Regions from separate parts of the Homo sapiens genome. Here regions 1, 2, 3 and 5 are each linked to region 4. A link is a loop called in an ENCODE intact Hi-C map of the cell type or tissue named here. Cell type or tissue: OCI-LY7. All regions are shown on one strand. Each heading gives the region's core, and the rest is flanking DNA. Links, peaks and the distances in the headings are about the cores only.

The links. Hi-C counts contacts between places; a loop is a spot of excess contacts. Peaks named below come from ENCODE experiments on the same cell type or tissue, not always from the same donor. Only the 100,000 strongest peaks of a DNase experiment are listed, where the experiment ranks them.
Region 1: it touches region 4 in a loop (6-fold over the local background); 17 of 110 quality-filtered maps call a loop at or near these places.
Region 2: it touches region 4 in a loop (4-fold over the local background); 32 of 110 quality-filtered maps call a loop at or near these places.
Region 3: it touches region 4 in a loop (6-fold over the local background); 3 of 110 quality-filtered maps call a loop at or near these places.
Region 5: it touches region 4 in a loop (11-fold over the local background); 3 of 110 quality-filtered maps call a loop at or near these places.

Annotation. Positions count from the first base shown.
Region 1 is chr22:19,112,865-19,119,234 of GRCh38, forward strand. The region is part of intron 1 of DGCR2 (DiGeorge syndrome critical region gene 2); the gene reads right to left. Among named protein-coding and RNA genes, the nearest start is that of DGCR2, 6.4 kb to the right of the region's middle. RefSeq lists an enhancer at 1,349-2,243. In OCI-LY7, for the core only: CTCF peaks have their summits at 2,980 and 3,184; DNase peaks (open chromatin) are centred at 2,987, 4,577 and 5,677; H3K4me3 peaks cover 758 bases; H3K27ac peaks cover 1,035 bases.
Region 2 is chr22:19,296,953-19,303,322 of GRCh38, forward strand. All of the region lies in intron 1 of LOC105372859 (a long non-coding RNA gene), which reads left to right. Among named protein-coding and RNA genes, the nearest start is that of CLTCL1, 8.4 kb to the left of the region's middle. RefSeq lists enhancers at 1-105, 106-605. In OCI-LY7, for the core only: CTCF peaks have their summits at 3,241 and 3,450; a DNase peak (open chromatin) is centred at 3,229.
Region 3 is chr22:19,616,351-19,622,720 of GRCh38, forward strand. No RefSeq gene overlaps it. Among named protein-coding and RNA genes, the nearest start is that of LINC00895, 53 kb to the left of the region's middle. RefSeq lists enhancers at 802-1,381, 1,382-1,960, 3,981-4,742 and a silencer at 3,336-3,630. In OCI-LY7, for the core only: no CTCF peak of the experiment used is centred there; DNase peaks (open chromatin) are centred at 3,151, 3,541 and 5,731; H3K4me3 peaks cover 1,729 bases; H3K27ac peaks cover 2,057 bases.
Region 4 is chr22:19,428,613-19,434,801 of GRCh38, forward strand. It overlaps HIRA (histone cell cycle regulator), which reads right to left and starts at 3,121. Exons shown (of 25, transcript NM_003325.4): 1 at 2,828-3,121. The coding sequence starts at 2,864. MRPL40 (mitochondrial ribosomal protein L40) reads left to right here and starts at 3,933. Exons shown (of 4, transcript NM_003776.4): 1 at 3,933-3,995; 2 at 4,653-4,736; 3 at 6,124-6,189. The coding sequence starts at 3,943. RefSeq lists enhancers at 1,588-1,717, 1,958-2,027, 1,976-2,723 and silencers at 3,008-3,407, 3,698-4,007. In OCI-LY7, for the core only: a CTCF peak has its summit at 2,401 (motif pointing right); DNase peaks (open chromatin) are centred at 2,089, 2,659, 3,199 and 3,809; H3K4me3 peaks cover 4,040 bases; H3K27ac peaks cover 3,934 bases.
Region 5 is chr22:19,359,373-19,364,372 of GRCh38, forward strand. HIRA (histone cell cycle regulator) reads right to left here. Exons shown (of 25, transcript NM_003325.4): 16 at 2,355-2,559; 17 at 1,865-1,969; 18 at 1-112. Among named protein-coding and RNA genes, the nearest start is that of HIRA, 70 kb to the right of the region's middle. In OCI-LY7, for the core only: no CTCF peak of the experiment used is centred there; a DNase peak (open chromatin) is centred at 2,549; H3K27ac peaks cover 1,314 bases.

The DNA.
Region 1 (6,370 bases), core at 712-5,711, 320 kb before region 4:
ATTAAATTAAATTAAATTCTACTTAATAGGTCTGCTGTTACTAGTGGTGCGAATGCAGTACTTCTGAAACTATTCTGGGTGCAGTGTAAGACTAAGCAAATGAGTAAACCTACTGATGCTGTTGGGAGCCAGGGTTCTCACTGTAGAAAAAGAGAGAAACAAACATGCAACAGAGAAAGCAAGCAAGAACCTGGAACGCTGGATTAGAACTAAAGAAACAGTATGGGCCAGGCACAGTGGCTCACGGCTGTAATACCAGCACTTTGGGAGGTGGAGGTAGGCAGATCATGAGGTCAAGAGATCGAGACCATCCTGGCCAACATGGTGAAACCCCATCTTTACTAAAAATACAAAAATTAGCCAGGTGTGGTGGCGCATGCCTGTAGTTCCAGCTACTTGGGAGGCTGAGGCAGAAGAATCGCTTGAACCCGGGAGGCGGAGGTTGCAGTGAGCCGAGATCACCCCACTGCACTCCAGCCTGGCAACAGAGCGAGACTCCGTCTCAAAAAAATAAAAATAAAAAAAAAAAAATAACAGTATGAACTTACACAGGCACAGACACATGCACGTATGCACACACCTCTTGGGCTAGACTGAAAAGATGGAGTCGCAGCATACTCTAGTAGCTAGCAATAAACACATCTACCACCAAAATCCTGCTTTCTAAATACCATCTCCCACCAAAAGGAACCAGCGCTCTGTGGGAAAATGCCCCATTCCAGTGTGGGGCAGGTAAGGTACAAGATGTGCCTGGTAAAAAGGAATTTCAAGTTGATGGAAACATGTCAGAAGGCGACACGCTCCCATCCTGAAAAGGCCAGGTGAAGGGGTTTCCACTTGCCAAGTCAACCTACTGTTATGTAGGTTTGAAATATTTCCAAAGTAAAAAGATTTCTAAAAAAGAATGAGTTAGGCCAGGCACAGTGGCTCATGCCTGTAATCTCAGCACTTTGGGAGGCCAAGGCAGACGGATCACCTGAGGTTGGGAGTTTGAGACCAGCCCAGCCAACATGGCAAAATCCCATCTCTACTAAAAATACAAAAATTAGCCGGGCATGGTGGCAGACGCCTGTCATCCCAGCTACTTGGGAGGTTGAGGCAGCATAATCACTTGAACCCAGGAAGTGGAGGTTGCAGTGAGCTGAGATTGCACCACTGCACTCCAGCCTGGGCAACAAAAGCAAGATTCCATTTGAGGAAAAAAAAAAAAAAAAAAAAAAAGAACGAGTTAAGACAATCTTGCCCCGACCCATTCCCACCTTTCCTCTCCATCTTTTGTTACCAAAGGAAAAAAAAAAAAAAGAATGAAGTTATATATGCACTGATCTACAAAGATCTCAAAATAAGTTAAATACAAAAATTAAATAAAAAATATAATTCCATTTATGTAAAATATTCTATGTATGAATGTTAGCAAATGTGAAGAAATATCAACTTTATTTTTTCTAGATTGTCCAGACAAGATCTTCTACACCCTTGGGCTCTCTCCATGCCCCATGGCTTACCATGCTGGTCTAGCAGGCATCCTTCGCAAATAGGGTAGATGGGGAAATCCGAAGAGCTGCTCCCACTGTCAGGAGTGGCCAAGAAACCTCCAAGAACTGCAGCAAAGGCCTGCCATGGCCCCCAACAAGCCTCTAACTCTTCCAGGTCCTCTTATTCTAAGACCATAGACAGAGTTCTGTAGGTAAACTAATCTACCTGGAGGCCCTAAGAAGCAGCCAGTGGCACCGGAGAGACCTCTGCATCAGCAGACCTAGTTTCAATGGAGCATCTGGCCCGGTCCTGTGGTCAGTCTCCTGCTGATCATCCCTGTGTTGACCTTCTGGGTCCCTCTGCTGTGACTCCTGCCCCTCATCCAGTGCCCTGGCCAGCCACAAACAATCCTCTCCACAACTATGAACTCCTAAGGAAGGTTTCCCAGAAAATGAGACTTCCCAGGCAAGGAAGAGGGCAGGGTCTACCTGGGGGACCCTTAGTCCACCATACCCACCAGAATACTGTCCTCAGTACTGTCCTGTCCAACAGTAGCAGCCAACAGCTGAAGGATGACAGACTAACCAAGGAAGACAAGCTAACCAAACTGATAGCTGTCTGCCATTTTGCCAGAGGTCAGCCAGAAGTCAGCCTACAGGGAGGGACCTGTAGGGGACAAGGGCACTAAGAACAATGACCAGCTCAGAGTGACTGAAGCAACAGCTACCGCAGGCAGAGGAGGAGGAGAAGGCCAAGAGGCAAGCATGTGCAGCCCATGCAGCCCATGCACCCAGCCAGCTCTTGACCAGAAACAAGCCCTGCACTGTGCAAACAACCCAGGGAAGGTCCAGCCACATCCTCACACAGGGCAGTCCAGTTCTCAAAGCCAGGTGCCAGCAAGTCCATCAGAGAGGCAGCTCCCTCAGCACCGGCTTGCTGGGGTCCCTCCCTCTGGGAGCCCCTCAACCCTCCACCCCAGGCTGGGCAGCTGGTGAGCTTCAGTGAGGATCCACATTAATGAGAAGCCACACTTGCTCTCACCTCTCAGCTCAGCTCCCATCACAGAAGCAAGCTCCTACCAGGGTGGGGCCCAGGCCAGCTGGCTCCACAGCCATGTCCCCTACCCCCGGATCCCATCCTCCCAAGGCATTTTTGCAGGACTGCCACAAGGCTCTCATCCTCCTCGCCACCCCCACCAGAGGCAGCTGCAAGGCCTGCTGGCTAAAGTAGCTGTTGCTCTTTATGTCAAAATATAAATAGGCATTTGTGCATTTGTTCAATAACTGATTTCTGAGTGCCCAGTCTGTGCCTGACCAGGCCCAGGTGACAGAGCATGAATGTGACAAAGAGCAAAACGTGTATGAACAATCCCAGCCCTGTCCAAAGCACCATGGCTGTTTCGGGGGCTCTCAGCAAGTCATACGCAGTCCCTCTGATCCCATCATAACAGCAAAGAGCACTCTCTGTGTGGCAGACACTCCTCAGAGCCACTGTACTCTGCCACCTCCTGAGGGAGCTCTCTCCCGACCAATAAGCCCTGTGCACAAACCACCTCACATTTCACATTTCAGTTCAGGGTTCCTGAACTCTATCTGTGATTAACACTAACATTTTGCCTGATGAAGAGTTTGCTTTATGTCAGACACTTTTTAGAATTTTATACTTACCCATTTTAATCCTCACAACATCTCTATAAAGCTCTGTTACGATGTCCATGTTCCAAATGAGGAAACTGAAGAGTGAGCAGTAGAACAGATTGAGCCTAGGCAGTGTGGCTCTAGAGCCCATGCTCTTAAGCCACCATACCCAACTGCCTGCCATGGGCCAGGATGAGAAGGCTTGATCTAATCCCAGCTGCTACTTTTACAGACAGCTCATTTGAGGCAAAACCAGACCTGAGCTTCCCCATCTCCCAGGAGGATGCCCAGAAGGTCCAGGGCATCTGGGTCCACAGGCTATTCACCCTCCAACCTAGACTTGCCCTGCCAAGCCCGCCATGTCCACACTGACAGGACACACAGCTTGGAATGGCAGGATGAGATGGACTGGCTTTGACTAAACTTCCCAGGACAACTGGTAAATCATGTCAGAAACACAAATACAGGTGTTACACAGCTATCACATAATAACCATACCCAAGCCCATGCATCACTCTGCTCAATGAACTGTTGGCCCAAAACTGGTCTCTCGGGATTACCGAGCCCACTCTGCAGACTGGCAGTGAAAGAAAGGAAAGAGGACGGTCATCAAAACCTCAGCACCCAAACATAACAGCACATAAGAGAAAATCTAATAGCATACCAAGGAAAAGACATCTAATCAGTCAAGAGCTATCTACGGGGTCCTTAAATGTTGTCACTGATGCATTCCACTTAGAGTCAAGAAACTACTAAATGCCAATCGGGTCGTCCTTATGCCAACAACCAAGAGAGGCAGAGGAACTCCCTGCCTGTCAAAGGCTCAGGTCCAGCAGGAGAGAGTCAATAACTAGATCACCTGCCATCAGTGTTGAGAGGATGCATGCACTACTAGATCACCTGTCATCACTGCTGAGAGGACATGCACACAACCGGATCACCTGCCACTACTGCTAAGAGGAAACATGCATAATGAGATCACCTCCCATCACCTCCCATCACTGCTAAGAGGACACCTGCACAACCAGATCACCTCCCACCATGGCTAAGAGGACACGTGCACAGCTAGATCACCTGCCCTTACTGCTAAGAGGACACACACAGATCACTCACCTCCCATTACTGCTAAGAGGATCTGTGCGTAACAAGATTACCTGCCGTCACTGCTAGAAGGACACCTGCACAAACAAATCACCGGCCACCGCTGCTAAGAGGATATAATCACTCAGTACTCTGGGAAGTGGGAAGGAAGGGGTGGGGAAAGTGCCCACAAGCTAGCTTGGGAAGTGGAGCAGCGAAGGCGCAGCCTAACACAGCACAAATCTTCCACAACAGCAGTCTTCATTCCTAAACCCAGAACCGCCAACTAAAACAATAACCCTGACATGCAGTGATGCCAGCTTGCCTCCACCTGGGCCAACCTGGGCTTTAACTACAGGGCTTCCTGCACCCATGAGACCTTCCCACGTGACACAGGGCTTGGCACATAGCAGGTGTTAGTGAGAACGATGGGGTGGGGTTAAGTGGGAGCAGCCTCTACTCTCTGCAATGGTTAACATGTACAAGGATAAACGGCCATGGCGCATACAACTTATTCTCAAATGGTTCAGAAAAAAGCAATGTGTGTGAGTACACAGATATGCACATACACATGGAAGATGAGGGATAAGGCAAATAAGGTAAAATGCCAACAGTAGGGAAGCCTCAGCAAAGGATATGCAGGTGTTCTCTGCACTCACTTTACTCTTGCAACTTTTCCGGGAGTTTGAAATTATTTCCAAATAAAAGTTTTCTTTTTGTCAAGAAAAAAAAGGAAAATTCATTAGCTAGTGAAGGTAGAAAGTATATTACATCACTTTCCAACTAAAAAAAATGAACCTGTTAACCCAAAAGCCAAATCTACCAGTGGACAAACTCTACAAAGTGTCACAGTACTGGCTACAGAGGAAAGCACTCCAAACTCAGGAGGATTTGGCAAGGCTAGGTGCAAGCTCACCTCTCCAGCTACTTCTGAACCTCGGTCACTTTTCCTTGTGATGAAAATATGCACTCTCTCCCTATGCACCAAACCCCTGTGCTACTTCACATGAAAGAAAACTCTGGACTCCAGCCGGGGAGAGGTGGCTCACACCTGCAATCCCGTAACTTTGGGAGGCCAAAGCAGGTGGATCACTTGAGCCCAGGAGTTTGAGACCAGCCTACATGGCCAACATGGTGAAACCCCGTCTCTACTAAAAATACAAAATTATCCCAGCATGGTGGCGTGCGCCGTAATCAAAGTTACTCTGGAGGCTGACACAGGAGAATTACTTGAACCCAGGAGGTGGAGGTTACAGTGAGCTGAGATCCCGCAACTGCACTCCAGCCTGGGTGACAGACAGAAACTCCATCGCAAACAAAAAAAAAAAAAAAAAAAAAAAACAACTCTGGACTCCAGAGCCAAGGTGCTGTGTTCACTTCTCAGCTCCCTGAGATGTGATCAGCTCAGCACAGCTGCCTACTGAAAGCAAAAGAGAAAGAACCCTGAGCTAGCAGCCAGCTCCACCTGGGTCTGAACCCACGCTCTGCTGCTCACCAGCTGTGTGACCTTAGACAAGTCACTTGCCTCTCCCAGCTAGCTGTACCAACAATAGAAGGAAGACGACCTTCTAGTCCTCTACCTTACCAAGGGGCCTAGCTGAGCACAGGCCCTGTACAGGACCAACAACCAGCAGGAAGGGACCAGGGTGCACCAGCATTCAGAAGGCAATTTTTTCTCAGCTATGTATGGTGGGTTCAACCTGGATAGAGCTGTGGCTCATGATATAATTTTGTTTCACAATTAAAGCTAGAAAGAAAAACAGTTTTAGAATCAGCAGTCGATGCTGCCTTCTCTACACAGATGGAGAAAGGGCCAATGAGACAGTATCACAATCAGTGGTCCCCAAATCCCCCCACCATCTCGCTGTCAGTTACCTCAGCAGTAGTCTCCAACCGTTCTTCCTCATCACACCCCCAGTGATCATAACACACATCATCAGTGGTCACATGGCCAAACACAGAAGGGATTTGGCAGAGGGTGAGTGGTTCTGTCCCTCAGACTGGAGTATCCACATGGAAAAAGATTCTGCACCCTCACCTAGAGGACCCTGGGACCTAACAGGGGACAGAGGCAGTCTGTGGCTCCACCTGGGGTTAAGGAAGCTGTTCAGAGCATAATATGAGGTACTCCTGTGGCTGGGCTGGAGACACACAGTTGGAGTGCACAGACCCCAGTC
Region 2 (6,370 bases), core at 834-5,833, 130 kb before region 4:
GCTAGGGTCTCTGGGGTTTTTATAGGCACAGGATGGGGGCACGGCAGGCCAGGGTGGTCTTGAGAAATACAACATTTGGGCAGAAAATGCCTGTCCTCACCTAGGTCCGTGGGGGGTGGAGCCCTAGCCAGGGGCCACGCCCTCCTCTACCCAGCGCTTCCCTTCCCCTTTTCCATAGCATTTAAAGGGACCACATCCTTCTCTACCCAGCACTTCCATGTCAACATTAGGCTGGGCGTGGTGACTAACGCCTATAATCCCAGCACTCTGGGAGGCCAAGGTGGGCAGATCACTTGAGGTCAGGAGTTCGAGACCAGCCTGGCCAACATGGCGAAACCCCATCTGTGCTAAAACCCCGTCTCTACTAAAAATACAAAAATTACCTGGGCATGGTGGCGCATGCCTGTAGCCCCAGCTACTCAGGAGGCTGAGGCAGGAGAATTGCTTGAACCCGGGAGGCGGAGGTTGCAGTGAGCTGAGATGGCACTACTTCACTCCAGCCTGGGCAACACAGAGTGAGACTCTGTCTCAAAAAAGAAAAGGGAAGGGAAAGGAAGGGAGAAAGGAAGGGAGGGAGGGAAGAAGGGAAAGGAAAGGAAGAAGAGAAGAAGGGAATGGAAGGGAAAATAAAGAAAATAATGACATTGGCAGACAAACAAGATCTGAGAAAATTTGTTACCAAAAGATCTAAACTAAAGGAAATACTAATGGGTTTTTATCAGGTCAAAATAAAATGTTCTCAAGTGGAAGCTCAGAGATATAGAATGGATAAAATTCAACAAAAAGTATATATTGGTAAATCTAAATGAAAGTTAACTGCATGACACAAAAATAATAAAGCCTTCTGGGATTAAAAATATGTCAGAATTTAGGCCGGGCGCGGTGGCTCAGGCCTGTAATCCCAGCACTTTGGGAGGCCGAGGCCGGTGGATCACGAGGTCAGGAGATCGAGACCATCCTGGCTAACATGGTGAAACCCCGTCTCTACTAAAAATACAAAAAATTAGCCGGGCGTGGTGGCAGGCGCCTGTAGTCCCAGCTACTCGGGAGGCTGAGGCAGGAGAATGGCGTGAACCCCAGAGGCAGAGCTTGCAGTGAGCCAAGATCGTGCCACTGCACTTTAGTCTGGGCAACAGAGTGAAACTCTGTCTCAAAAAAAAAAAAAAAGTCAGAATTTAAATATATAAAATCTATAGTAAGTCAGAACTGGGGTAATCCAGGCATCATCTGAGAAAGGGGTATAAAAAAGGTTAGATTTGTAGTTGATTGAATAATTGGTCCCAAGTCTTAAGGCCTTGTAAGAGTTCTATTCCTCTGCACTCTTGCCATGGCTTTGTAGTGGATTGAGGGTGCTTCTTCACCCCTTGGTTCCAGGTTTCACCCTGTGCCTTGCTTCAGCTCATTGGATGTTAGAAGTGTGATATGAGCAGAAATTTAACTGTCCCACATTGTTTGGATTGCACTCTTGCACTTCTGTTGTGTCCGTGAGTACAATTTGTCCCCCCTAGCCATTGCCTTTTGAGCTTGGAGCTCAGGATGGCATGTATAAAGTAGATCTCAGCCCAGTCTGCATCTTGGATGCAAGATTAGCTAAGATTGGCCAAACTCCAACTGAACCACTGACCTGTGAGTGAGAAAAAATAAGTAAATGAGATTATAAACTACAGAGATGTTGAGGTTGTTTGTTATGTGAAAATAAGAAATTCAAAATCAAAGTGGTTGGAACTTTAAATTATTTTGAACCTTAAAGAAATGTGGTTATGAGGCCCAAGTCATACAACAGGCAGCTGTAACCTAGGCAGCTGTAACCTTTGTTCCTCTAATTATGGATTAGCTTTTTCTTTACCTACATTGTTTTATAAAATGTTGTAAAAGACTAAAGGATGCCAGAGAAGACCCTTTCTCTCTTAACTGTTGATCTTCATTATAGATTAGCTTCCTTCTTTCTTCTCTTACACAATGACCTCACAACTATCACATTGTCTAAAATAAAATGTTAAATATTCTCTTATACTCCTTTAAATTGGGAAAGAAAACAAGCTATAACTAATAAAGTTGCAGTAACTCATAAACTACCCTTGTATGAAAAATGTAATTCTGTTAAATTTCTTTGTTTGCTGCCTATATAAGTAAGACCATAACCTTTCAGCTTGGGATCACTGACCCCATTCCTTTGGGGTCTGTATTTCCGGATATTCATCCTCAACTTTGTGCTTGCATAAACTCTTAAACTGGATTCTGATGCTTTAAATTATTTCAGGTTGACATACTAGTGACCCAGATGGGACCTGAAGTTAGCTTCTGCCACTGACTCCTGCTGTTTTGCTAACAGATAGGTGGTACCAGTACAGACTGTTGCTGGAGTTTATGGGAGCCCTAAGTGAGACCCCTCTTGCATTTTGAATCTCCCTGGCTTAGATGAGATTCGTATATTGTTCAAATGACCTGATTCCATACTCAATGGGGCTGGAATTAAAGTTCTACTTTAAATCTTTAAGGTAGGAGTTTCATTTCTTATCTCTCGAGAGATTCTGTTGTTTGCAGGTTTACGGTTTCATTCTTTTTTAAGGTTAAGGTTTTGTTTGCCTTACTTGCTAAAGTTTGCAACCTTTTCTCTCATGCAAAATCTGGTTAAAGGAAAAGCAGTTTCCCTTTAATAAGATATGAATTTCTGTGGCTTAAGCAAAATTGTGACCTTAAACTAGCCAGGTTTTGAAGCTCAGTTCAATTTGGCACATTTAAATTCTTTTTTTGAGTGACCAAAAATTTATAAAAGACCTTTATTGGCTGGGCACAGTGGCTCACTCCTGTAATCTTAGCACTTTGGGAGGCCGACGCTGGAGGATCACTTGAGACCAGGAGTTCGAGACCAGCATGGGCAACATAGTGAGACCCTGTCTCTGCAAAAAAATAAAATAAATAAAAATAAAAAAAAAATAATTAATTAAAAAAAAATCTTTATGAGAATGTGATAAGTCCTGAAGGCAACGTACACTGTTCATCCTGACCAAAAGGCACCTTAGGTGACTGAGGTCTTGTAGGAGTGCCAGAGATTATCACTTGTGATGAGAAATGGTCACACAGGGGATCCCCAAAGAAGAACATACAGGGAAATTTGCTTAAATTCAGTAAATATATATAAGGTACTGATGTCCCAGTGCCTTAAGCTCCCAGAATTTCTGGGTTTCACTGAGACACATAAGAGGAAAGAACTGATCCAAGGGTAACACACGGGGGAGCTATTCCCATAAATAATACATTTGATCCAAAACATCTTTCCCTTTCACTTAAGAGGAGAATACAAATTATAGGCGATCAGCTATCTAAAATAGAGTCCTCCTTGTGGAGAGGTCCATCTTTAGAGACTCCAGCTGGATACCTGTACAGTACTTACGGTTTTACTTCTTGTCATTATTTAGAAAAATTGTCTCTTGAAGAACTCACGAAGAACCAAAATTGCAATGGCCAAAGTAGGGTACTTTGAAATGCCTAAACTAAATTATTTGTGTGCTCAATTAGAAAAATCCGGTTCTGGCCGGGCACCGTGGCTCACGCCTGTAATCCCAGCACTTTGGGAGGCCGAGGCGGGCGGATCACCTGAGGTCAGGAGTTCGGGACCAGCATAACCAACATGCAGAAACCCCATCTCTACTAAAAATAAAAAAAAATTAGCCGGGTGCGGTGGCACATGCCTTTATTCCCAGCTACTCAGGAGGCTGAGGCAGGAGAATCGCTTGAACCCAGGAGGCGGAGCTTGCGGTGAGCTGAGATTAGGCGTCATTGCACTCCAGCCTGGGCAACAACAGCGAAACTCCGTCTCAAAAAAAAGAAAATAAAAAAGAAAAAGAAAAATCGGGTTCTAGGATAAAATAGAATAATTGGGAGATTTATTTTTAGAGGTATTTAGAAGCATCCAGAAGAGGTTCTGATAAAGTTACTTCACTGCAGGAGGAAAATAAAAGATTGCCTAAAGGCTGGGCACGGTGGCTCACGCCTGTAATCCCAGCACTTTGGGAGGCCGAGGCAGGCGGATCACAAGGTCAGGAGATCAAGACCATCCTGGCTAACACGGTGAAACCCCCATCTCTACTAAAAAAATACAAAAAAAAAAAAAAAAAAATTAGCTGGACGTGGTGGCAGGCGCCTGTAGTCCCAGCTACTCGGGAGGCTGAGGCAGGAGAATGGCGTGAACATCGGAGGAGGAGCTTGCAGTGAGCCGAGATCGCACCACTGCACTCCAGCCTGGGCGACAGAGCAAGACTCCATCTCAAAAAAAAAAACCAAACAAACAAAAGGTAGTCAACTGGCATAAAATATAACCATATATACAAAATCCAGAGTCAGTTATGTTATACTTTGAAAGATGTAAAAAGACTTTTAGACAATATTCAGGCTTATGTGAGGTGAGTGATGCTAATCATAAAAATGATACTTTCCTGGGCTGGGTGCCGTGGCTCACACCTGTAATGCCAGCACTTTGGGAGGCCGAGGTGGGTGGATCACCTGAGGTCAGGAGTTCGAGACCAGCCTGACCAATATGGTAAAACCTCGTCTCTACTAAAAATACAAAAATTAGCCAGGCGTGGTGGCATGCACCTGTAATCCCAGCTACTTGGGAGGCTGAGGCAGAAGAATCACTTGAACCCAGGAGGTGGAGGTTGCAGTGAGCCAAGTTGCGCCATTGCCTCCACCCTAGGCGACAGAGGGAGACTCTATCTCAAAAAAAGAAAAAGAAAAGATACTTTCCTCAACTCCAACTTTATGAATGTTCTAGATAAAGAATTCACTCTAATAGTAAAGAGACAGTGCCTTAGTTGGGCCACTTCTCAAACCCATGATTTGATTAATCTTGCTGACGGGTCGTTGTGTACTTTAAAGAAGAAAAAGATAAAGAGGCCATACCAAAGAATAAAGTGAGTAAAGTTATGAATTTGCAACTAAAACAAGTATCCACCAAGTGTAGACAGTCAAAATACCCCAATAAACCTTTGAACAGGTCTAATCCTTCAATCTGTAATAACTACAATAAAACTGGCCACTTTCCAAAAAAGATTACTGAAAACTAAAACAGAAGGAATGACAACAGATGAAGGAGGAAAATACGGAATAGAGGTGCTCCAAGAAATTTAAAGGGAGCTTTCCTTTTCTGCTTACTAATATTCTGGGAAAAATAGAATTTATTTATTTATTTATTTATTTGAGAGGAGTCTTCGCTCTGTCTCCCAGGGAGTGCAGTGGTGTAATCTCGGGCTACTGCAACCTCCACTTCCTGGGTTCAAGCAATTCTACTGACTCAGCCTCCTGAGTAGCTGGGATTACAAGCATGTGCCACCATGTCCAGCTAATTTTTGTATTTTTCGTAGAGGTGGGTTTTCACCATGTTGGTCAGGCTGATCTCAAACTCATGGCCTCATGATCGGTTTGCCTTAGCCTCTCAAAGTGCTGTGATTACAGGTGTGAGCCACCATGCCCGGCCTCAATAGAAATTATTTTAAGTAAAGAACAATACCAAGTCCTTGTTGATACTGAGCAACATTATCTGTAATAAATCTAACCTTATCACAAAGTCGGGGTAAACATTTCTGAGGGTAAACACTCGGTCTAAATGGTAGGTGTCACAAATACTTCCATATCAGCACACAAGTCTCACCCTGCAACTTCTCAACTAGGTATCTTACAAGGGAATCATGTTTTCCTTTTGGTTCCATCAGCCCCCATCCATCTGATAGGAAGAGACTTCTTAAAACTATATAATGCCTATATTTCTTTCTCCCAGAAGTGGGAAATATATTTAGAATTAGATGGTATGGATGACACAACAGAATTAACAGACACAAGCAAAAAATTTTTAAAAATTTAATCCAGTTACTATCCATCTCACCATTGAGGACACTGAATTATTAAGCAATGAAGAATTAGAAAACCTACTAAAGGTAGTACTTGATTGATTGTGGTCAAAGTCCTTCACTGATACAGAAACTATTGTTTCAGCTACTTCAATAACATCTCATAATATTCATCAAAACCCCTTCCAAATATCAGATACTATCCCACGATAACCTTAGGAGGGGTAAAACCTATGATTTCAGATTATATAAAAAGAGGACTGATCAGGCTGGGCACGGTGGCTCACACCTGTAATCCCAGCACTTTGGGAGGCTGAGGCAGGCAGTTAGTCTGAGGTCAGGAGTTTGAGACCAGCCTGGCCAATGTGGCAAAACCCCATCTCTACTAAAAATACAAAAAAAAAAAAAATTAGCCAGGTGTGGTGGCATACACCTGTAGTCCCAGCTACTTGGGAGGCTAAGGCAGGAGAATCACTTGAACCCGGGATGCAGAGATTGCAGTGAGCCAAGATTGCGCCACTGCA
Region 3 (6,370 bases), core at 809-5,808, 190 kb after region 4:
AAACAGGATATACCAGGCCCCTGCTTGGATAGCCAATGACTGCTTGTCGGCCTTCCCCTTCCCTCTCTTCTTGCCACGCCCCGCACCCCCACCCTCCCCACCCTTAGTTGCCTTCACCTGAACCAAAGAAATTCAGTCTAAGACGAAAGCTTACTAGTCTTCAAAATAGCTCGCTTTGTCTGTTCTTTTCAGCCTGCCCAGCTACTTAGGTCACAAGTCAAAAACTTGGAGAACCCCTGAGCTAACTAGGATTGCAATGCATTGTGGGCTGCAACAAAATGCAGCAAGATAACTGTAAAAAAAAAAAAAAAAAAACACCTACAGGCCCTACCTAACAATCAGAACAATCAGTAGGCGATGTCCGGGAAGGTTGTAGCCCCATAGTACTCACTTTATGAGGAACTGGGGGAGGGACCTGCACACTAGGGGATACATTGCCTATTGAAACTGTGCTGGCTGTGCCTGCCTATCAGGCAAGATCGTCATTAAAAGTCTCACTTTGGCTGTTCTCTGGGTCTCTGAGTCCATTCTTTGGGTTTGGATGAGTGAGTTTGTTTCTCACATCCAGGCTGGAGTACTGTGGCGCGATCTCAACTCACTGCAATCTCTGCCTCCCGGGTTCAAGCGTTTCTCCAGCTTCAGGCTCCCTGGTAGCTGGGATTACAGGCGCGCACCACCACGCTCAGCTAATTTTTGTATTTTTGGTAGAAATGGGTTTTCACCATGTTGGCCAGGCTGTTCTCGAACTCCTGACCTCAGGTGATCCACCCTCTTCGGCCTTCCAAAGTGCTGGGATTACAGGCGTGAGCCACCGTGCCCAGCCAAGAGTTCTTTCTATGTTGTGGCTGTTGATCCTCGTCAGATGTATGATTTGCCAATATTTTTTCTCATTCTGTCAGTTGCCATTACTCTGTTGACTGAGTCCTCTGATGAGCAGAAGTGTTAAGGTTTGATGTAGTCCCTGCGGTCTGGCTTTTGTTAAAAACGTGTTGGCAGGGGGAGGGAGGGGGTCAGAACCCTGCAGGAGGTTCTATTACTTCTGGTGATGCATTGCTGAGCTGGGGCGTTCTGTGATCAAATTTCACTGGCTTTTCTTGATTTCTTTCCAGCCTGAAACTCAGGTGTGGAGTTTATGAAAGTTCTTCATGCAAAAGTGAGTGTTGTCCCTGAGATTGCTAAAGCCGATGCCCTCACCTGAAGGAAAGGGAGCATAGCGTAGGAACGCTGGTTCCTGGATGTCTTTCTTTGGGGCCTATGTCATGGGGGGCAGAGTCAGGTTCTAATGTTGATTCTAAAAGAGAAGACCCCATTTGAGAGAGTAAGCATTGCTGGTTTGCTAAAAGTAAGAAAAGTTTCTACTCGTTAGAGAGACTGTCTCCTGCGGTTGCCTGGCCGCCCTTTGCACAGCCCGCGAAGGGCACGTGGGAATCCTGCTCCATTCCAGGTCCCGGGCCAGTAGCTCCAGGCCGCGCCAGGGTCGGTGCAGAGCGGCATTTCCCGCCCCCACACACCTTGACAGGCCAGGTAACAAGAGAGGCCTTTCTAGAAAGTCCCTGGAAAAGGCTCTTTCCTCCCAAACCGGCAGATTATGCTTTGTATGTCTGTTGTGGCAAGAACCTTTTCTTGTTTTCTTTCTCAAAGTGACAAATTGATGGCAGGGCAGATAAATCGTATTTTCTTTCCTTCTTTCTTTCTTTCTTTCTTTCTTTCTCTCTCTCTTTCTTTTTTTTTCTTGGTGACAGGGCAGATAAATCATATTTTCTTTCTTTCTCTTTCTTTTTTATTTTTCTTTTTGAGATGGAGTCTCGCTCTGTCACCCAGGCTGGAGTGCAGTGGCACGATCCTGGCTCACTGCATCCTCCGCCTCCTGGGTTCAAGCGATTCTCCTGCCTCAGCCTCCTGAGTAGCTGGGATTACAGGCATGCACCACCACGCCCAGCTAATTTTTGTATTTTTAGTAGAGATGGGGTTTCACCATGTTGGGCAGGATGGTCTTGAACTCCTGACCTCAGGTGATCCACCCACCTCAGCCTCCCAAAGTGCTGGGATTACAGGCATGAGCCACCATGCCCAGCCTTTTTTTCTTTTCTTTTCTTAATAGACAGGGTCTCACTTTCAGTCACTCAGGCTGGGGTGCAGAGTTTCAATCCTAGCTCACTGCAGCTTTGACCTCCTAGGCTCAGCTGATCCTCCTGCCTCAGCCTCCCAAAGTGCTGGGATGACAGGTGTGAGCCATTGTTCCCAGCTAAATAGTGCTTTTTCTTCTCTCTAACATTGAAATATAGAAAGTATGAAAAAGCCACTCATGGTCAAGCGGCATGTCCCTGCAGAGCTGTCAGCCACACTGCCTCCCAGAATCCAGGTTGGGGGTTTCCGATGCTGTCTGTTCCATGTGACCTCACAGCCTCCTGAACCAACTGATGGCCCCAAATGTTTATCCCCATTCCAGATGGCACCTGGTGGTACCTGAAAGTGACCTCTGGGCTGCGAGGTGCGTGGTAATGTCCCTGTGGCCCATCTCTAGATCGTGAAGAGGGTGATGTGAATCATAGCACACTCCAGGACATCACAGGGCCCCAGCACAATTGTGTATGCTGTGACTCCGTCACCCAACTACTTCGAGTCTTCAAAGACATTGAATTGCCATTGTTCTAATACTTATTTGCCTTTGGTTCCCACTCCTTCCTCCCCGTGGTGGGAAGAAAGTTGGGGAATGTGCACCCAGAAGATGTCGGGGCTGGATCAAGCCCCTTTTCAGTCACTGTCATTCATAGTTGAGATGTGAACTCTGCAAAGGCAGTGAGTACAGAACATTCTTGTTTCCAGTGCAAATCCACTGTGACCAGGAAGCTGTGCCTAGGTCTCTGACTCCAGCCACCCATACCTCCTCTCCCTGTACCCAGAGCCCTGGATGAAAGCATGAGTCTGGGATGCTGGGAAGAGGGCAGACAATGACAGCTCCCAGGCGCTGTGGACCAGGCAGGCTCTGTGTTGGGCTTTCCTGGCAGACGATGCTGTAGTTAGTTAATCCTCTCGAGGACATGTGAGATGAGGGTATCATTACCTTAGAGATGGAGGATCTGAGCCTCCAGCAGATAAGCAGCTGCCCCGCTGCAGAGAACTGAAAATGAAGCTAAGCTTGTTGGCTTTTCCCCACCAGCTGCCTCCCACTTCCTCCACCTGCTCTGTCTCTGCAGAAAACATCAAGAATGCAAATCCAGCCCCTTGGCCAGCTCATTTGCACACACACTCACCTCAGGGGTCTCTGGGGGTGTCTTGGATGCAGACCTCCATCCCTCACACCCTCACACCTGTCCGTCCAAGGGTCAGGCCATGCTGGAGTGCCTGGGCTGGCCTGATGGAGATGCTGCACCAGCTGAGTCATGGCGGGAAAACAGCCGGGAATCACCCAATATCTATTCCTTCCTTCCTTTCCATTTTCTTTTACAACAGCAAAATGATGCCAAGATTTTTCTGTGCTTCCCCTGTTATAGGCTGATTTATGGCCTCCCTCCCAAGTTCCTATGTTGAACTCCTAACCACCCAGTCCCAACCCCATATGGCTGTATTTGGATAGATCTTTTTCTTTCTTTCTTTTTTGAGACGGAGTCTTGCTCTGTTGACCAGGCTGGAGTGCAGTGGTGCAATCTTAGCTCACTGCAACCTCTGCCACCTGGGTTCAAGAGATTCTTGTGCCTCAGCCTCCTAAGTAGCTGGGACTACAGGTGCGCACCACCACGCCTGGCTAATTTTTTGTATTTTTAGTAGAGACGGGATTTCACCAGGCTGGTCTTGAACTCCTGACCTCAAGTGATCTACCTGCCTCGGCCTCCCAAAGTGTTGGGATTACAGGCCTGAGCCACTGCACCTGGCTGAGAGAGGGTCTTTAAACAGGTAATTCATTCAAAATGAGGTCATGAGGGTGGGCCCTACTCTTGTATGACTGGTGTCCTATAAGAAAAGGAGACTAGGGCCTAGCAAGGTGGCTCCCAACAGTTTGGGAGGCCAAAGCAGGAGGATTGCTCAAGCCCAGATGTTCGAGACCAGCCTGAGCAACATGGTGAGACCCCCATCTCTACAAAAAATTTTAAAAATTAGCCAGGCATGGTGAGGTGCACCCGTAGTCCCAGCTACTTGGGAGCCTGGGAGGCTGAGGCAAGAGGATCGCTTGAGCACTAGGAATGTGGGGCTTCGGTGAGCCATGATTGTGCCACTGCACTCCAATCTGGGCAACACAGCAAGATCCTGTCTCTAAAACTAAATAAAGAAAGAAAAAGGAGAGGAGATTAGGACACAGGTATGCCCAGAGGGATGACCCTCTGAGGGCATGGCGAGAAGACGGCCATCGACAAGCCCGGGAGAAGGTCCCCGGAAGACATAACCCTGCCCACGCCTTGATCCCAGACTTCCGGCCCGCAGAATATAAGACAATAAAGGTCTGCGGTGAGGCCACCAGCCAGTGGCACTTTGTGATGGCAGCCCCGGGAGGCCAAAACAGCTGCCTGTTCCCCACGTCCCTCTCCCAGCAGAAGCGCATGGGCTGCTCTTGAGCCCCAGCTGCAGTCCATCACTGTCAGTGCTAATGCGAAGCTCCCCTAAGACTGACTTGACAATATTGGCGAGTGGGCTTGACCCACCAGCCTGCATCCGGTGCCGGTGAATGGGCACTTACGTTCCTTATTGAAACGCTACTTGTGGCCCTCTGCTTCCCGGAGCTCCTGGCAACAGCCCAACTTTATGTTCCAAATAGGAAAAGGCTGCTTGATTTAAAGACTCGGACTTCATTAGGCGTTACCTTGATTTATGGAAAAATAATACTGAATGGTTGCATAACAATGGCCCACTGCTCACCTACGTGTGGCCTGGGGTTAATAAAACCGGCACATTTGTCTCTCCCACGATGACGTCAACGTGTACCAGCCCTTCTCTTCCACATGGGAAACGTGTTATGTTGTTCCAATTGTACATTCACTTGGTGAAGGGTTGTGTTAAGTGATTCCAAAAATTGACTGTGTATATTTTCTCTAGGGAAGTTATTGTATATTATTTTAGCTGGGAACATCTCTCGCACACAATTACTAATCAGAAGTGAAAATCAGGATTTGTCCCCGGCCCACCTGGCGGATCTGATGCAGCGCCAGGGCAGCCCGTGAAGACGGGCGCTCTTCCTCCGTGACTCTGGGCCAGGCAGAAGGAGCCTTGGAGAGGCTGCAGGAGGAAGCCCGGCTTGAGGCCATTCCTGTTTTGTCTTGCTGGAATTCAAAGATATTTGTTAATCCTTTCCCCCCACTTGAGTTGAGAAGGCCTGGAATGAGGTTTCACAAGCTGTGCCCTGTAGAGCTCCTGGGGAAACTGGCTCGAAAGAATGACTTCTCGAGAGGGAAACTAATATTTGCTTATTTTCCCCCCACTAACTTCCCAAGGGAAGGCTAATCTTTAGAAACACAGAAACTTTGGAGGCCAATAAAATTGAGAGCAAGAGAAGCGAGATTGTTTCATTGTTGCCACCATGAAGGAGAGTTTGTTTTTACTGGATTTCTTTTTCCCTTCAGGAAGGCTCTGGTAAGAGTCCTGATAGATTATTCTCGCACCCCTGGTTCTGGCTTTCCCCCCATTGTTTCAATTGCCCTTTTAATCACCACGATCTCAGTCAAGGTCAAGGCTGCTGTTTCATGTACCCGTGCCCCGCCTGCCCTCCTCTGCCGCGGATTCCCATGGGGATGTGTGTGGCTGCATGACCACCCTTCCGTGTCACCAATCACACCGAGCAGCCCTGAAGCCAGCGTGGGGTGTCGGCAGGGTGGTGGCACTCGGCATTTCCCAGCCTCTTCTTGGATGCCTGGGGTCCTCTCTGCAGGGTTTGGTGAGGCCCTGCTGGGGTGAGAGCCCTTGGCAGCCCCAACTGTGTCTGATCACAGGCGAAGCATTTATGAGGCAGCTGGGTCCCATAACAGAAACAGGGAAACCAGAGGCAGAAGTGACATTACGAAGTGGCTTACGGCGCTGCTAAGTCAGGGTTGGGGTAGCAAAGCGTCATATAGGGAACTGAAATGCTTTTCAGCGCACAATAGCAGTGAACTGGATGGGAATCTTCGGGCCGAGAGAAGTCCAGGCAGAGGCGTTAAAAAGTTTAGGCAAGGAAAAGGAGTGAAGGGCTGGACCTGGTGGGGTGGGGTCCCATTCCCAGGAGAGTCGGCCCTGCCCCAGCAGCTTCCAGCTGGAGCCTTCAAGGACCTGGAGGGGGCAGGACCAACCCCTCCACCCTCCCTGCCCTTCACCCTCAAGTTCACCTGCAGGGCTGTCTTCTTGCTTACTAAGGCCTGGGAGAGTTTAATTCCAAAGCAGAGGATGATGACTGGAGAAACGGATG
Region 4 (6,189 bases), core at 1-5,000:
CTGTCTGCTACTTCCCCCTTTAGACTCTCGAAAAACAGAAAAAGTATGTTCATGCTGGGTGCAGTGGCTCACGCCTGTAGTCCCAGCTACTCAGGATGCTGAGGCAGGAAGATCCCTTGAGCCCAGGTATTTGAGTCTAGCCTGGGCAACACTGCAAGATCCCATTTCTATTAAAAAAAAAAGTTATGTTTGTGCTTCACAAAATTGGAGACATGAATATAGAACAAGGAAGCCAGAAAGTGCAATGATGGCTTTACAAAAGCAAGCACAATTTTACTGGCCACTACCCACCCCTCAGGCTTCCGGCTGAGCAGCCCCTGCTCCCAGCAGCCACCAATACTCCTACAGTATTTAAAGGCCTGCTCGGTAGTGATTCAGACCAGCATCATCTCCTCCAGGGCAGTGGTAATTTACCTCTTGACAGTCCTTCTGAACATTCCATGAGATTTTAAAAGAAAGGAAATTTAACAAAGAACAAGTTTAAAAGAAGTTAAATCCCATCCTGCCAGAGTTGCCATATCTTTTTTTTTTTTTTTTTTTTTTTTTGAGATGGAGTCTCACTGTCATCAGGCTGGAGTGCAGTGGCGCGATCTCGGCTCACTGCAACCTCTACCTCCCGGGCTCAAGCGATTCTCCTGTCTCAGCCTCCCGAGTAGTTGGGACTACAGGTGCGTACCACCACGCCCAGCTAATTTTTGTATTTTTAGTAGAGACGGGGTTTCACCATGTTGGCCAGGATGGTCTCGATCTCTTGACCTCGTGATCCACCTGCCTCAGCCTCCCAAAGTGCTGGGATTACAGGCATGTGCCACCGTGCCCAGCCTCTTTTTATTATTACTTATTATCTCAGATTTCTAAAGCACTTAACAGTTTGGGGAGCATTTTTATATCTACGCTCCCAACTGAGTATCACAAGCATACTATGAAGTGGTTAGAGTAGATATTATCATGCTCCATTCTAGGGCTGTAGAGAGGCCCTCAGCAATAAGGGCCACTGTTGTGCTTGCTCTGCCAGGCTGATGCACTTGGCTGCTGATCTGAGTGTAGTCTCTTATTCATTTGTACCTAGTTCGTCACTTAAGCATCTTGACTTACTTATGTTTACATAGCATAAAACTTTTGGCCTACAAAGGAGCTTATCAAAAAGGAACAAGTTATATGACAGTAGAAGAGAGGCTGGAGAAGGGTAGGCTATTCACAAAAACTGATTTAGGTAAAGCATTTTAAAATAAAAATTCTATCAGACCTTCACACAGTAAACTAGTTCATAATAACATTTTTCCTTTCCTAATCACAAGCATCATAATTCATAATTACAATATTTGTCCAGTTCTCCAGGGAAAGATCTGCACAGTACACATCAGGAAATGCTCTTGGAGATCAACAGGAGAAATGAAACTAAAACTCAAGGCTTCGGCTTTCATGCACAGTAAACCTAACTTCATCTTGATAAATTATGAAAACCTCAGCTTTCTTACCTGTTTTAGCCAATATTTATCACATACCCATCATGTGGAAGAGGTTGTTCAATGCAGTAGGGCATACAGAAGGGACTGAGGCAGTCCCTACCCTGGGGGCATATGGAAAGTACCCTCACACCTTCCATGCCAGGCAAAACACACAGACAGTGATACAGCACATCTACCGGGGTAACTCAGGATGAACAGTTTCAAAAGAAACACGTGAACCTAGTCCCTGAAAAATGGGAAAGATGTCACACAAGATGGAAGGAGAGAGAGGTGGCAGGAGGAGAACACACACATGATCAGTTCAGTTTAGTTGTGGTAGTAGAGAGCATCCTGGGACCAAATTCAAAACGAAAAAGCCACATGTTAAAATATCTATTCTCGCTCCTAAAGAAAACGGTAGCACCCTGTAGTCGCACTGCAAAGTAGAAATGAGGAACAAGACAGCATCAGGGTGACCCTTTGCCTGTCAACAGTCAGACAGGCCAGAATCAGGCCCTGGGCTGGAGGAGTCTCCCTGGGTTGATTTCTGTGCTACAGTGCTGTCAGCAGAGTGGGGTGGGGGAGGGGGAGGCGCGCTTTTTTCATCTACCCGGGGAGCAAACACCAACTCCTGCAGCAGTTCTGCCAACAAGGCAGAACTATGACGAAACTGATTACCACTAGCCTCTCTGTATCAGAGTCAAGATATGGGGTGGATGAGTCCGTTCCCCAAGGGTGTGCTTTGGAGCCACTGCCACAGAGCTAAGAAGCCCCTCTGCTAGAACACACCTGTGCCCTATCTGCCCAACCCTAGTTCACCCTGATGTCCCAGCTCAGCATTAATCGTGGATCCTTCGCGGGGGCCCGGGGCCCCCAAACCCTCCTATTTAGGGACCACAATTCCCCAACTGGGGGCACTGTCCCCAGATCCAGAGGGGCAGTAACAGTCCCTCTTGCAGATTTCGGATCTTCATCCTGCCACTGAAAGGCCACAAGGGGGATTTCATCCCGGTTTCACCTTCAGGACCGTCTGAGCACTTCTCGGGCGATGCAGACCAGTGGAAGGCACTGGCTGGCACCAAGGCCCGCTCCTGGGAGCCAGGCCGCGGCCCCTCCAAGGACCACAGGTGGGCAGCGGAAGACTCAGAGCAAGAGCCAGGGGCGAAGATGGCCCTCGCTGCGGTCAACCCGGAGCACGTGCTGGGGCTCACCAGCCTCTCCGCGCTGAGGACAAAGTCCGCTCCCGCCGGCTTCTTGGCTTGGGCACCGGGTACCGGGCGTCAGGGGCGAGACAGGCAGGACTTGCGCGCGCCCCGACTCGACTCCAGACCCCGACCCGACTCCGGGCTCGGCCTCCCGCGACCCCTGCGCGCACTCACCATTGTGGTTGACCCAGGTCGGCTTCAGGAGCTTCATTGTTCGGCCGCCGCCGCCGCCGGGCTGAGGCGAGCGCCGGGTCCCTCAGCGCGCCCGGGCCATGGAGCCACCGCCGCCGCTTCCTCCCGCGCCACCCGCCCTCCGGCCGCCGCCCGCCCCGCGCCCTCAGGGCCGCCGCGCCATCGCCGGCCCGCGCCCCCCTCCGCCGCCACAGCCGCCACCCGCGCTCGGCCGCCGCCGCCGCCACCACAGCCGCATCCCCTGCGCCGCTCCTCCTCAGGCGGCTCCCGGGCAACGCCGGAAGTCACGGCGCGCACCTGCCAAATCGCCCCGGCGGGAAACCGCTCCCCACGCGGACTGGGCCGCCCCGGCTCCTCCGCTGGCAGGGGCTTCGGGTCGGGCCCGGGCGCGGGCGCCCCAGAAAGGGCGGTTCGCCTGGACGGCGGACAGCGAGCGGGGCCTGCAGTTGCAACCCGGGCCGCCCGCAGAGGCAGGCGGGGCCCAGGTGGCGTGGACCGCCCGTCACCAGCTCTGCCTCGCCAGTCTGAGTCCGACTTATTAACTAGCTTCCGTCATTCATCAACACGCGCTATTGGGCATCTTGCGAGCGCCGGGCTCCGCGCCGGCGCCGGAATGCGATCCGGGCTTCGGACTCGAACGAATGCGGGGGACGAGCCAACCCTGGTGGGGGAGGCTGGGGCGGACGCGTTTATTAGAAGATCGGGGCCGTTTGCCTAGACATGAACATTTGGACTCGGAGGAGCAGAGGGACGCCCCCTCGGCCGCTCCGGCTGCACTGCGGAGCCGAGGCCCGCGCGAGGGCGCAGACCGACCAACCGGCTAGGGCCTGACTGGCTAGACTGTGCCCGCTGCAGAGGCGCGCTCCCAGCACAGGGCGGGGACGGAAGGGAGGACCCCGAGCCGCGTGAAACGCAAGGCCCTCGTGTGTGCGCAGCTGACACCCTAGGCGGGGCTGCGTCGGGGGCGGGGACAGGCGCGTCCCAGCCCACGCAGCCGGAACGCCTGAGCGCTGGGCGCCTGGTCTGCCGGACCTCAGCAGGGGGCACCGCGGGCCGGACTGTGGAGGGGCGCACGCCCGGAAGCGGCGAGGGTAGCCATGACGGCCTCCGTGCTGCGAAGTATCTCGCTAGCCCTGCGCCCGACTAGCGGGTGAGTGCGGACGCTGGCCGGATAGCGGAGTGCCCAGGGCGCGTGCGGGGTCTTCGCGACTGTCCGCCAGGACTCGCCTGTGCTCCCTGCTCGCCTCCCAGTCCACGAATATCTCAGGGATGAGCCATCTGGTCGTGACTCTTATGCATGAAAATCTGAGCACCCTGGCGAGCAGCGGTCCTGCTTAAGTCCTCTGTGGTCTGAACGAAAGATTTTGAAAAACCTTCCACGTTGACCTTGCTGTCATATCAAGTAGTTAGAAGTGCCCCGGGTTTGGGAGCATTGCAATTTTTTATTTTCCTGTGAAGTGGGAGAGAATCAGATATTTATTTATTTATTTGAGACAGAGTCTCGCTCTGTCGCCCAGGCTGGAGTGCAGTGGCGCGATTTCGGCTCACTGCAACCTCTGCCTCCCGGGTTCAAGCAGTTCTGCCCCGGCCTCCCGAGTAGCTCGGATTACAGGCGCCCAACACCACGCCCGGCTAATTTTTGTATTTTTAGTAGAGACGGGGTTTCACCATGTTGGCCAGGCTGGTCTTGAACTCCTGACCTCGCGATCCACCCGCCTCGGCCTCCCAAAGTGCTGGGATTACAGACGTGAGCAACCGCGCCTAGCCTGGAGAAGCAGATATTTATACATACTCTTGTATCTTTCAGGCTTCTGGGAACTTGGCAGACGCAGCTTAGAGAGACTCACCAGCGAGCGTCATTGTTGTCTTTCTGGGAACTCATTCCCATGAGGTAAAACTCAATCGAGGGCCTGACCTCTGGGGGTAAAGGTGTCAGTCTATGTGTAGAGAACAAAGCAAGAATGCTGGATGTGTGGTTTGCAAAATTAACAGCCTACAAAGTTTCTCAGTTAAATTTAGGCCGATGCTTTTCTGTTTTTCCAACATTTTCCAAACCATAGATTGTTGTTTGTAATTTTTAAAATTTGAGCAGTTTCTCAAGAAGTAAGTATTCTCCTTGAAGGGATTCTTGTGTGTTTTAAAGGACACAGCTTAAGTTTCTGTTTCTCCATGACCCTTCCTCTTCCCTGCCCATTCGGAGGCCCTGGAGAGTGTGGGGAAGATGCAAGTATTAAAGGTATTTCCATCTGGCACTCTCGACTCTTTGTAGATACTTGATTCAGTCAATCTTGATAGTAAAGGATTTGATTTTTCTTTTTTTTTTGAGATGGAGTCTCACTGTGTCACCCAGGCTGGAGTGCAGTGGTGTGACCTCGGATCACTGCAACCTTCGCCTCCTGGGTTAAACTAATTCTCCTGCCTCAGCCTCCCAAGTAGCTGGGATTACAGGCGCCCACTACCACGCCCGGCTAATTTTTGTGTTTTTAGTAGAGACGGGGTTTCACCATGTTGGATGTTGGTCAGGCTGGTCTCGAACTCCTGATCTCAGGTGATCCACCCACCTCAGCACCCAAAGTGCTGGGATTACAGGCCTGAGCCACCGCACCCAGTCCACAAATCAATTTTAATAGTAATAAGCTTCTAATCTAACAGTTTGGTATTTTCACTTTTGAGTGTAATCCCAAGGCACACCTGAATCCCAGCAATAAAGAGGAACACTTCCCGATTTTATACCCTGATGCCTCTTGTTGCTTTTGTACTTTTTTTTTTTTTTTTTTTTTTTTGAGACAGAGTCTCGCTCTGTTACCCAAGCTGGAGTGCAGTGGCGCGATCTTGTCCTACTGCAACCTCCGCCTCCCAGGCTCAAGTGATTCTCCTGCCTCAGCTTCCCGAGAAGCTGGGATTACAGGTGCGCACCACCACACCCAGCTAATTTTTGTATTTTTAGTAGAGACAGGGTTTCGCCATGTTGACCAGGCTGGTCTCGAACTCCTGACCTTGGGCAATCTGCCCGCCTTTGCCTCCCAAAGTGCTGGGATTACAGGCCTGAGCCACTGCACCCGGCTGCTTTTGTACTATTTCTTGTAATTGATGGCACCTACACAGTTCTCACAAGTACTGTGGGGTGGAGTACCTCCTCACCACGCTGAGCTCATGAGTTAGTCATGCACAGCTCCTTCCCCCAGTGGAGAGGTCAGTATGGGGTACTTACCATCTTGTCTCTCAGTAGGTTCATGAGACCAAAGAGGAAAATGTTTAATATTTGCTTTATCTATTAGATCAGAACCTCTTCGAAAAAAGAAGAAGGTAGATCCTAAAAAAGACCAAGAAGCAAAGGAGCGCTT
Region 5 (5,000 bases), core at 1-5,000, 69 kb before region 4:
CCGTCTCCCACTCCTTCCCTTCCCGGTTGCACTTCAGGCGGCTCAGCTTCACGCCCCCCACCACTGTCACTTCATTCTCCACCTCAATGTACATGGAAGGATCGGAGCTGACCTGGATGAAGTAAACACACGGGTCTGCTCAGACAAGGGCCGCAGCCCAGGTGACATGCTCCAAGGCTCTGTAGCCTGGGGCCCCAAGGCAGCAGCAGGATACAGAGGCAGACTGGCTGGCCAAGAGAGGAGAGGGAGGGCAGGTAGGGCAAAGGGGCTGAGCGGGAGGCCCAGAGGGCCAGACATGTGGCCCCCAAGGCAGGGAGAATGCTGGGAGCTGGTTTCTACCCTGTCATTTGTGTAGTTGAACAGCCAGAGAAGAGAAGCAGTGCCAGGGTTAAAGACCCCAAAGTCTCCCAACCCTGCCACTTCATCTCACAAGGGAGTAACGTGCCCAAAAGCACACTGCAAAGGACCGAGCTGGGAGTGAGACTTGGGTTTCTAGCCTCCTACTTGAAGAATCTTCAAAGATGGCAGTGTTTGGCAAGATTAGAGACCATGTCAGTGCTTGGAGGGAATGTTTAGAAAACCCCCAAAGGGGCTCTCCAGTTCCTGTGGTGGTGAGACTTGGTCTGCTCAACTGAGACTAAACTGGCAGGGGTGTTTATGGCACAGCATGTATGAAAAGCACCTAATTCAGTGTCTGGCACCAAATGGGCTCAGCCACACGCGTGTGTGGGGAGCTGACCAACAGATTTTCCCTGTGGTAAAATAGGCAGAACCACCAAACAGTCTGTGCTTGTGTGGCCACTCAAGTGGGTGAGCTGGGCCGAGGGCTGACTGCCCCCTTCACAGACCCAGAAATGACAGTCCCAAGCAGTGCTTGGAGGGCAAGATGCCTAGGGGAAGGGCTGGAGGAGTTTGGGAGAGTTCTGTGCTGAGAAGCAGGGCACCCAGGAGGGAACCTAAGTCAGAACACCTCTGAGTGCAAGAGCACGTCTGAACGCTGCTGACCACTGGAGGGCCCCTGCCTCCGTTCACACCAGCAATAAGAACAAACCCTATGGGTTCCTACCCTTTGGCTTCCCTGCTTCATTCCTCTGCACTGTGGCCCAGAAGGACCTATGGTAGGAAGGGCTGACGCCTGCTCTCTGGTGCCCTGTGAGGACCAACCTGGGCTCAGAGCAGTGTGTAGCCAGTGGGAAGTGACCCGCAAGCAGGGTCCAAGAAGGCTGCTCGAGGACACGCACCTGAGCTGAGGTACAAGGGTATGCAGAGAGGCAGCAGTGTGTGTGACGGCACCATGGCAGGAGAGGCCTAGATACTATGCTGGGCCAAGTGACCAGGAGGGCTCTGGGTATAAAGGATTATTTACTCCAGAATTGTGTTTTGGATAACCACATGCTTACAAGCTTCCATTCCAAGAGCTCAAACAACTCTGATGATTGACTGTGCCAGACACTGAGAAGACAAAGCTAGCAGGATGGTTGGGAGATAGATTATGACCACACATTCCCACAGACACCAAGCCTGAGGCTGCCCAGGGCTGTGTGTGGAGGTGGAGGTGGCTTCCAGCCAGGACACCTGAGAGGAGTCCTGAAGAGCACCAGAACATGTGGTGGTAATGGCAGCCCCAGCAGCTGGAATCCCAAGGGCAAAGCCAGACAGAGGCTATGGGTGAGTGAGAGTGGAGGCTGGCAATTTCGCTAAGAGTTGGTGGGTACCCCGATCTGCTATGACTTCTCCCAGAAGGTGATGGAGAGCCACTGGAAACCAATCTCCAAGGAAGTGACAAGATAGGATTTGTATGCAGTAGGGGACAGAGAATGTCTGGGTGTGCCTGAGGGAGAACTGGCAGGGTCCTAGAACTTACCTGGAGGGTGAATGCTCTCTGGGGGCTTGGAATTGGCAGCTTCAGTGCAAGTGCTGGTGCAGACAGACACATGGCCTCCTTCTCTGCGGTTAGGGCAGCTGGAGACTGGAAGAGCCAGAAACGTTCCTGAGCCTTGCTCTAACACTACGGGGTAGCATTTGGTAAAGGCAGGTCACCCAGAAGTGAGGCTGAGCCTGCGACCAGAGCATTTCCACCCTGGGAGGGAGGAAGCAGAGGGGAATGCTACAAGGATCCTAACCTCATGGACAAGCCAGTTGATGCCAGGGAACCTGCTCAAGGGCCCTGGGTGAGTCAAGGGCACATCTGAGGGAGAGCGTGGCCTCCATGCTACATTCCAGGGGCTGCATGTCTAAGCCAGCTGGTTCCCAAGGTGACCCACCCAGCTGAGGCTTACCATGCACACAGGGCCTTCAAGCTCTAAGTACAGAAAGGTGGGCTAAAGAAGGCAGGATGGGCCCACTGGCCTCACCTGGACAGACAGAGACACAGGCATGAGACGAGAGTCCTTCCGAGGCCGCCCTTTCTTCTTCTTCTCTACTGTCTCTACCTCAAGCTCAAGTTTTCGCTTGGACAGTGAGGAAGCCTTAGCCAAAGGGACTTTCTCATCGCTGTCACTGCTGCTCTCCAGGAGGTCTCGGGGCCTCAGCTCTTTCACAAGGTTCTGCTCTTTTAACCTGCACAAAAACATTACATCACACTTCCCTTCAGAAACCATTCATGCAAGAAAGAGTGAAGTGAAATATTTAAAGTGCTTAAACAAACCTCTTGCCAACCTAGAATTCTGTGTCCAGTGAAATTATGCCTCAAAAGTAAAGGAGAAATAATGACTTTGTCAGACAAAAATAAACAAAGAGACACCGGAATCTGTTGCCAGAAGACCTGCCTTGCAAGAAATGTTAAAAGTCTTTCAGAGAGAAGATAAATGATGCAGGCCAGAAACTCACATCTGCATGAAGAAAGGAAGAGTGATGTTAGAGAAAAAAAACAATGAACATAAAATAGAATCTTTTGTATTTCATATTCCCAACTGATCTGAGAGACAACTTTCTGTTCAAACAAATAACAGCCACCATGTCTTGAATTACTATAGTTTATGAATGAGTGAAATAAGTGGTACCAATGTCATAGGGCATGGAAGGAAAGAGTGGGGAACTCTTTCTACTACCCATGAAGTGGTATAATATTATTTGAAAGTAGAGTTAGGTTATAAATGTTTATTGTAAACTCTAGAGCAATCACTAAAAAAAATTTTTTAAAGCATAATTAATAATGCTGAGAGGAGAGAAAATTTATTTTTATTTTATTATCATTTTTTTTTTGGAGATGGATTTTCACTCTTCTCGCCCAGCCTGGAATGCAATGGTGTGATCTTGGCTCACTGCAACATCCACCTACTGGGGTCAAGTGATTCTCCTGCCTCAGTCTCCCAAGTAGCTGGGATTACAGGTGTGTGCCACCACGCCTGGTTAATTTTTGTATTATTAGTAGAGACAGGGTTTCATCATGTTGGCCAGGCCAGTCTTGAACTCCTGACCTCAGGTGACCTACCCGCCTCAGCCTCCCAAAGTGTTGGGATTATGGTCGTGAGCCACCATGCCTGGCTGAGAAAACTGAATCATATAAAATACTCAGCTAAAACCAGAGAAGGCAGAAAAAGAAGATAAAAAGAAGTGAAGATTAAAAAAAAAGAATAAGGCCGGGCACGGTGGCTCACGCCTGTAATCCCAGCACTTTGGGAGGCTGAGGTGGGTGAATCACCTGAGGTCAGGAGATTGAGACCGTCCTGGCCAACACGGTGAAACCCTGTCTCTACTAAAATACAAAAAATTAGCCGGGTGTGGTGGCGTGTGCCTGTAGTCCCAGCTACTCGGCAGGCTGAGGCAGGGCAATTGCTTGAACCCAGGAGGCAGAGGTTGCAGGGAGTCAAGATCGTGCCACTGCACTCCAGCCTGGTGACAAAGTGAGATTCCGTCTCAAAAAAAAAAACAAAAAAAACAAAAAAAAGAAATGGGTTTATGTTTTTAAAAATTTAATTTTAACTACAAAAGACAAAGACAGATTAATAGTAGGTGGACACAGTGGCTCATGCCTGTAGTCCCAGCTACTTGGTAGGCTGAGGCAGGAGGACTGCTCGAGCCCAGAGGCTTGAGAGCAGCCTGGGCAAAATAATGAGACCCCATCTCTAAGAACAAAAAATAAGTAAATAAATAAATACAAGAAAAGGGGTGATTCTAACTATATGACAACCTGGAACAGGCAAAACCATGGAGACAATAAAAAGATCAGTGGTTTCCAGGGGTTGGGGAAAGGAAGGTAACTATATGAAGCACAGAATTTTTAAGGCATTGAAACTATTCTGGCTGGGTGTGGTGGCTCTTTCCTGTAATTCCTACACTTTGGGAGGCCAAGGTGGGCAGATCACTTGAGGTCAGGAGTTTGAGACTGGCCTGGCCAACATGGTGAGACCCCATCTCTACTAAAAATACAAAAATTAGCCACGTGTGGTGGCATACACATGTAATCCCAGCTACCTGGGAGGCTGAGGTAGGAGAATTGCTTGAACCTGGGAGGCGGAGGTTGCAGTGAGCCGAGATGCGACTGTGCCACCGCACTCCAGCCTGGGCAATAGAGCGAGACTCTGTCTCGAAAAAACCCAAAAAACTATTCTGTAAGATATATAATGATGAATATATGTCATTATACATTGGTTAAACCCGTAAAACGTACAACATCAAGAGTAGACCCAAATGTAAACTTTGGGTGACGGTGTGCCCCACTCTGGTGGGGGATGCTGAAAGTGGGGGATGCTATGGGTATGTTGGGGAGGCGGGCATGTGGGAACTCTTTGTATTTCCTGTTCAATTTAGCTGTGAACCTAAACTGCTCTAACAAATAAAGTCTATTAAAAAAAAAAAGCGAGGACTGGAGAAAGACATGCCATGATAACACTAATCAAAAAAAGGTGGTGTAGTTACGTAAGCAAAGCAGGCATCAGAGACAGTAAAGTTATCAAGGATAAAGAGGGACATTACACAGTGATAAAGATGAAGGAGTCAATTCTTCAAGAAGACAGAACAATTCTGAATAAGTACACAGGCATACCTTGTGTTATTGT